Regions from separate parts of the Homo sapiens genome. Here regions 2 and 3 are each linked to region 1. The links are chromatin loops, found by intact Hi-C in ENCODE. Cell type or tissue: heart right ventricle. All regions are shown on one strand.

Region 1 (2,500 bases):
AATGTCCAGAGAGAGGCTGTAAGGGAGTGGAAACAGTACCCACCAGACATTTGCTGGAGCCTTGGAGATTATGTCAGGGAACCACAGCTCTGCTTGAATTCTGACCAAAAAGTCCATTAAACAGGTTTACAAAACTTAGAGAAAGAACAAAATGAAAAATTATTGACCCATATACTCAACTTAACCTTTTTGTTTTCTTTTACCTTATTTTTTGTTAGGATGTAATTCTAGGAGCCATGTCTTTTTGCAGAGTTTATGTATCTGTAGATGGCTTCACAATGAAAATATTTCTTACAATTATCAGAAATATTTAGGTAGCTCTTGACTATTTTTGTGCCATTTAGAAAAGAAAAGGAATCACTGGACTCTCTGATACTGTCAAGAGGTCAGGTATTAGATAACTGGTAGAGATGAGTGAGCTCTCAAAGGAAACTAAGCAAGATCAGCCACCAGGACTAGAGGAAAATGAGGGCGTGTTGTGGAAGTCCTGAGAAAAGTGTACTCAGAAGAATGGGAGCCACCATCTGGAATGGTGCTGAAAGGTCGGCCACCAGGAGGCTTAGCACAGGGCTGCTGAATTTAGTGGCTGGGAGTCATTGGTGTTTCGGGTCTGCAGCCACTTGGATAGAATGGTGCAGATGGATACAGGTTCTAGGATGTTAAGGAGTGAATGGAAGGACGTCTGGAAGCAAGGTAGCTCAGCCTGATGTGTTCTCCTCCACTATTGCACACAAGGATTTTGGATCAGGAGAAGAAAATGCTCATAATAAATGCACAGCCATGCTTAAAAGCAAGAAGGGGCAGTGTCCGATGCCCCAAATGTAAAGAGGGCTCAAAGCTAAGATGACACTCTACAGCCAATGCTGGGGCAGTGTGACTAAGTGGCTTGAGCACTGTGCTTGAGTTTTCATGCCCATACAGGGCAGGAGACAGGACTGTGGGTGCATTCCAGCTGGGGAGACAGGAGTGATATACCTGCATGAAGCAGGGGCCCTTGAATGGCTGTTCTTATGTAAGAAGGGACCTAGAAAAACTTAGCTCCCTATGGAGAGGGCAAGGAAGACTGCCCTCCAGTGGAGGAAAAGCTGTCCCTCTGGGAAATCACCTCAAATGCTGAGCCTAGAAATGAACAGAATAATGGGTCTGGGTCCAGTTAATCCTCTTAGATCCTGAAGCAAATAACATCCTGTGCCAGGAAAGCTTCCTAGCTGGGGACTCAGAGATGCGGCCACATCCACCGACCATGAACTCACAATTAATAATACAAAATACATAAGGAAATTCACCACCAAGGATGGATCAGTACCCGTGATGAATGGTTAAGAAATAAAAATCACAGGACAACCTATTAAAGATGACCCAAAATGGCATATTTATAAACATTACAGAGATAAAAGAAGACACACAAATCATAAAGGAAAAGCTGGTAGTTTATAAAAGAAGTCAAATAATAAACCTGCTGAAGTTGAAAAACATAGTCATTCAAGAGAAAATTCAATGAGAAGATTAAGCTATAGATTAGAAAAAGGGGAGCAAACAAAGATTTAAGGAAATCATTCCAAATGTAGCACAGAGAGAGGGGGAGGTGGAGTCGATGAAAGTGTGAAAGTATAAGAGAAGCGAAGACTTAAATGAGAACAATCACACACACACGTGCTGTGCTCGATAAAGGCATGAAAGGAAGCACAAATGTGGAGGTAGAAAGGGGAAAGGCAGATCCCATCCATCCCACAGCAGTCAGGAAAGGGATGAGCGGAAGAGGGAAGTTAGGAACCCACAAACCAGATGATAGGATTAAACGGGATCAGTGTCCATAAACATGGATCAAATTCACTTTTAAAAGAGGCTCATACTGATTTCGACATTAAAACACAGCATGAGAAAAGAAATACACGGGCCAATCTCACTTTCAACAATTTTACGGGAAGTTATCTCAAACAGAAAGAGAACAGACTATCCATGTCTTCTGAACTGTTCCAGAAACCAGACGGAGTGGGAACATGTTCTAACTCATTTTATAAGTTAGGTCACTGAAATCAGATGAGTATGATACAAAAGAAATTATCTCACTTATGAACATGAAAACAAAAACTCTAAATGACACATTAGTAAACCAAATCCATCAATGTGTTTAAAAGATTTTTTAAAGTATAATTAAGTGATATGTATACCAATAATACAAGGGTAGTGAAACATTACAAAATTATTAATATCATTCACTACATTATCAGATGAAACGAGAGGATCATATGATCAACTCAATATATATAGAAAATACATTTAGTAAAACTTATCACCAGGAATACAAGAAAATTTCCTTAACCTGGTCAAGGCTTTAGGAGATCACAAGAAACCCCACATTAAATGGTGAGGCTATGGAAATACTCTCTTTAATTCCCTTAAATGTCAGAGACAAAAAAAACATTAACCTACTGTCTCAGTTTCTATTTATCATTTTACTGGAAGTTCCAGACATTGAAATAGCAAAAGAAAAATTAAA
Region 2 (2,500 bases), 150 kb before region 1:
GCTGGTGGCCTTCATTAATTCCTGGGCCAGGTCTAATGCTTGTGACCTAAGACAGTGATTTGGAAAACAGTACGAAGATTGAGTACAAGTTTAGGGCTGTGCAGAAGGACCTCAAGAGTGTCTCTATCTTTGTTTTTCTGTGAGGCAAAAGAGGACTTTGGCAATAGATTGCCTGGCCCTTATCTATACACAATGAGTCGTTTGTTGAATTTCCCACCTCATGGGGCGGGGGAACGAATGCTACTCAGTGTAAGATGCAACTTCAGGATAAGAAAGATAAATATTAACCGTTTCCAGAAAAAACTTATGCGTGTTTAATGATATTCAGAATAAAGGTCTCAAATTAGAATATATTCTAATTCTGTTTTATTCTATTCTATTCTAGTCTGTTTTAGAATATATTCAGAAAACTGTTTCTTTCCACGAGGTTGCCCTGGGAGAAGCTTGAGCTGAGGCCTGAGTCTGCTTAACATCAGGCTGTAACCAGCTGGCCAAACAGCTTTGATTTGTGAAGTCAGTGTCTGAGGGGAATTTATATGAGTGGCTCTAGGGTCTCTGCCACAAATAAATCACACAGGGACCTCTTTTCCTGAGACGACCGGAATGCAATGGAACAATCGGCTCAAATCCCTGTACTTATTTGAATTTCAATATAAAAATCCATTTTCACCTACAGCACGTTCATAAGCAGATCTCTGTTAGTTCACTTGCCCCTGAAGAGCTCTCTAGGATGGAAATCCGTTCCTGTCCCAGGATCCATGCTCCTGTCCCTGTGGCCATGTGATCTGAATTTCTCTTGCCTTTTAAGGAAACAGGCTCTGCTGCTGGCCTTGGTTCAGCCGCTGCATTCCAGCCTGCACACATGGAACGCATTGCCTGCCACTGAGCAGGACAGCCTCGCCAGCGTGGCAGAGAGCAGCACTAAAAATAGCGGGGTGCAGCTCAGCAGGCTCTGCCGCGCAGCCTGGCTGTCTTCTGTGGAAGTGGAGGCACTGTCTGCGGAGCCTCATCAGGACTCAGCTGATTCCCTTGTTTGGCTGAAGTTGTTACTCAAACCCCAACCCAAATTAATTGTTGATGTACAGAGAAAGGGCACCATTCTGGAGCCTCTCGGGGTCACTCCCTTTGTGACCTCCCTGAGCACAAGGCTTAGGCCTCCTTAGGCTCCAGGAGCAGGAGTGGGATTCTCACTAGACAATTTCAAAGTGGGTTGAATGTGTGATAACAGGGGATGTATTGGCAGCCAGGGCAGCCACTGCGATGGTGGCTCAGAGACCCCCCTCAGCCTCAGTCCCTTGGGGTCCTTTTGGAGCTCACGGAGCATACTTGGTCTAGGTGGAGTCACAGTCTTGTGTCTTCAAGGGCTGGGTGGGTCTCTTGGGCAGAGGAGGAGCAAAGCACTAGGGACTGCTGGGGCTTGAGGCAAATAAGGAAGAGGTGTCCATTCTAAAGGCATTGGGGTTTGAAGACTTGAATACACTCCTGCCAAATAAACGTCTTCTGGGCAACTCTGGCCCTTGAGCCACCAGCTTGCAATCTCTGGTTTAGAGGCACTGAGTTAAATGCACCTCTAAGTACATGTTTCTGTGTCTGGTCTTCTGTAGAGTGCTGCGCAAAGCTTCATCTGGCCTGGGAATGAATGCCCTTGCCCTTGACCAAAAGATCATTGAATGTGACCCCAACAGAAAGACTGTACAGATGACAGACCTAGGTTTTATAGTGAATGCATAGGTGTTTCGGCGTGAGAGTGGCCGGAGTTGTCTGAAGGTCCGGTTGTGTTAAGTAGCCTGTTTCTATGAAGAATAAGCAGAGTTCTTGACACAATGCAGATGCGCGTTCTGGATGTGCTGCTGAACCAGTGCCATGAGGAAAGAGGAGACCAAGCTTTATTAGGCACCAGATGCCGAGGAAGCTTCCATAAATGGAGAGCCTGAAGAAAGGAGCTTCTAGAAGGAATGCTTCAGACCAGGTCCTCCAGCTCCAACTGGCCTTGGAGATTTGGCCTATACTGGTCATCATCCTATCTGGTAATTAAAAAATCCAAGCAGATCCAAGAACAATCATGCTGGCACGGGCGTACGTGTAAGTTTTAATGTCTGGTAACCATTTTGGTGTGTAGTTAGCAAGCAATGGTCTGTGCTATGGGATGTGCATCCACAAGGATGAATGCATTAGAGTTTCTGTCTCTCTGGCCTAGCAGGGGAAACAGATGTATAAACAATGACTGCTGTGCAAAATGATAGGAGCTTTGATGAAGGCATGCGTGCCATCAAGAGACCCTCTGTGAACCACGCACTGTGAAAAGCAGTGGGGATAAGAAAATGAAAAATCTTGGCCCTTGCTCTTAAATAGCATTGAGAGACAGATGCACAGGCAAGTAAAGACAAGATAATATTTGTTCCAATTGAGGTGAGGGTGAAGCCTGGGAGTTGAGGAGAAACACATTCACGTCTACTCAACAGCACCTGGGGAGACTGAGTAGCAGGGCTGGCATTTCAGT
Region 3 (2,500 bases), 160 kb before region 1:
AGGGGATTTAATTTTAATTTTAAAATGTTTAGGAAATTTATACAAAGAAACTTTTTAATAAAGTATATTGAAAGTTTCCTGGGTGTGACGTTCTTGGCAGTCTTGTTTCCATAGCAGCGATTGTCAGAATCACCCCTAGGCTGGGGAAACTGGGTTTGGTTCTGGCCCCATGGAGCTGTGCAACAGCCTTTCGTTTCCAGTGGAGGAGGCAAAAGAGCTTTATCAGCCAGTGTGCAAAGAGACCGGCTGGAGACAAGCATCCCCCGCTTTGTGGATTCAGCCCCACATGCTCCAGTGCTCCATGGCCGAGCGGAAGGTGTTCCTGCTGTTGGGTCCCGGCAGTGTTTCTGATTTTCAGAGTCAGGCTGGCTTCTATCTTTTCCTCTGACTCTTGGTTGGCCCTCAGAGCCTCAGCCTCCTCCTGTCTTCCTCTCCACAGTGATCCTTTCCCAGGGGGTTGATTTGCTTCCTCTCACAATGGCTGAGAGATTCAGTGTTGCCCCACGACCCCCAACCCCTTTTCTGGAGTCTCAAAGCACAAGGTCTTTCATTTTTTTGTTTTTCTTAAAGACTGTTTTTTTCTCTCTTCAGAAATAATACAAGAAACCAACAAATACATATTCAGGTGGCACTTGAGTTCCACTTACAAAGGAAACAACTTATTGGATAAAATACATATGTCCTGACAAGTGCTGAGGGTAGAATTACAGGAATCTTGGGTGTCAGCAGAAATGTTTTATGTAAAATCGGGATGAATTTGCCAGTTGGTCTATTGGGAAAGGAGAGAGGAGTGTGGCCCTCTTCAGAAGCGCCACTTAGTCCCCACAAGGTCGCCATGACCTCCTCCCCAGTCCTCTTCTATCTCGGCAGCTACCATGGGGTGCTCAGGTCAGTGTGCTCTGAGCTGTGACCCTTGGTGACCAACCCTGGGATCTGCCAGGCACCCAACACCAGCCTCTTGCAGGAACTTGCGGAGCAGAGAGCTGTGGGCCCAGCTCCCATAGCGGTGGGCTGAGTGCTCCACTTCCCAAGGGATCCCTGCCCCCGCCACCCCCATTGACTTGATCTGCTATGGACCTAAAATGAGCATCACAATCTGGTTTTACTTTTTGGGTTCCTCCGGAAGCAGCCCTTAGGACTAAGGATATGGGTGTGAGTAGTTTATTTGGGAGGTGAAGGAAGTCACTGAGTGGCTGAGAAGTGGGGAGTGAGACAAGCAAAGGGAGAGCACTGTTAAGAGGTGTATAGTCAGCGTCCACTGTGGGTGCCCAGAGCCCAATCCCTCGGGGAAACCCTGGGAGGTGCACCTGTGGCACTGCACCTCGTAGGCCAGCAGAGGGCTGAAGGAGTTTGGGTAGTCATACACCTGTTTCCACGGGTCACTGAGGCATTCATGCTCTGGTCCTCTTGGCTTGCAGGCACACTGGCAAAGGGGCCTTCTGTAGTGTAAGAAAATGTTCTTGGCAAAGACCTGCAGATACTCCCATGTGGAACTTGGGGGAGTAGTCAGGCCCAAGGTACAGGAGTAGGACACCAATATTTGTAACATACCTAGATGGTCTGCTCAAGGTGTGTTACAATAGACTGGGGCAGGGCCCATCACTAGGAGACTCACTTCCAAGGGCTCCAGAACCCTCTCTCCCTTTCCACCTCCTGTTGCCAGCATGCCCATCCCTGCCATTCTTGGTTCACTCTATCTATGCATTGCTTCTCTGTGTGTGTCCCTTGGCTGCTCAAGGTTGCTGGGACAATCACACCCACCATCTCACCTGACTCAGGAGAAGCAGGAAGTGATGTAAGTCCAGGTGAGTGGCTGGTTAAGCTGTGTGTGCTGCTAACTTAGGGTAAGGCAAGGTGCTCAGGTGGTGGATGGGCAGTTTCTCCCATTTATTCCCACAGAGCAAATAAAACAAAATCCTTTGTTACATTGTCTGTCCTAACTTAGGGTTCAGCAAAACATGATCTGAGCTGCAGGATTCCTGACCCCTTGACAGCTCGTGGATTTCTCTTCCCAAGACATTCTTCTGCCAGACTATGCCAAGGACTCTGTGTCCTTTCTTGAACCCTGACATGTCCCTGACCCTCATATCCACTCAGCTCTCTCTGGGGAAGCCTCCAGCCTGGCCCGTGGAAGGTGGCCTGCCAATAAAGAAAACCTGTTTTGGATTTTGTGACTAAGAAATAAACTTCTATTGAAGTAAGAGACTGAGGTCTTGGGCTGTTCTAGCAGCTGGTGTGACCGTAACGAACACAGCGCACCTTTATCCAGAAGCCTTTGTGGGTCAGGTGCTGTACTAGGTGTTTCACACACATCTTAGGTGGTGCCGTTCAGTAGCGGTCATTGTTCCAGTTTTAAAGATGATGAAACAGAGGGTCAGAGTGGTCCTTTTCACCCAGCTATGTTCTAATGGAGGATCTGGGCAAGTTATGGTGACCCAGAAGCCCTCTCAGAGTTCCAAGGTTGGCTCCTGTGGGACGCTCACTGCCATTCTCTAGATGT

The links. Hi-C counts contacts between places; a loop is a spot of excess contacts. Peaks named below come from ENCODE experiments on the same cell type or tissue, not always from the same donor. Only the 100,000 strongest peaks of a DNase experiment are listed, where the experiment ranks them.
Region 2: a loop joins it to region 1, with 2.3 times the contacts of the local background. A loop is called at or near these places in 38 of 110 quality-filtered maps.
Region 3: a loop joins it to region 1, with 2.8 times the contacts of the local background. A loop is called at or near these places in 38 of 110 quality-filtered maps.

Annotation. Positions count from the first base shown.
Region 1 is chr2:237,164,128-237,166,627 of GRCh38, reverse strand. No RefSeq gene overlaps it. Among named protein-coding and RNA genes, the nearest start is that of COPS8, 79 kb to the right of the region's middle. In heart right ventricle, a CTCF peak has its summit at 1,088 (motif pointing left); no DNase peak of the experiment used is centred here; H3K27ac peaks cover 2,094 bases.
Region 2 is chr2:237,313,734-237,316,233 of GRCh38, reverse strand. No RefSeq gene overlaps it. Among named protein-coding and RNA genes, the nearest start is that of COL6A3, 99 kb to the left of the region's middle. RefSeq lists enhancers at 404-1,004, 1-2,500. In heart right ventricle, a CTCF peak has its summit at 965; a DNase peak (open chromatin) is centred at 843; H3K27ac peaks cover 2,343 bases.
Region 3 is chr2:237,321,595-237,324,094 of GRCh38, reverse strand. COL6A3 (collagen type VI alpha 3 chain) reads left to right here. Exons shown (of 44, transcript NM_004369.4): 44 at 1-77. Among named protein-coding and RNA genes, the nearest start is that of COL6A3, 91 kb to the left of the region's middle. In heart right ventricle, a CTCF peak has its summit at 1,333 (motif pointing right); DNase peaks (open chromatin) are centred at 1,014, 1,294 and 2,144; H3K27ac peaks cover 2,143 bases.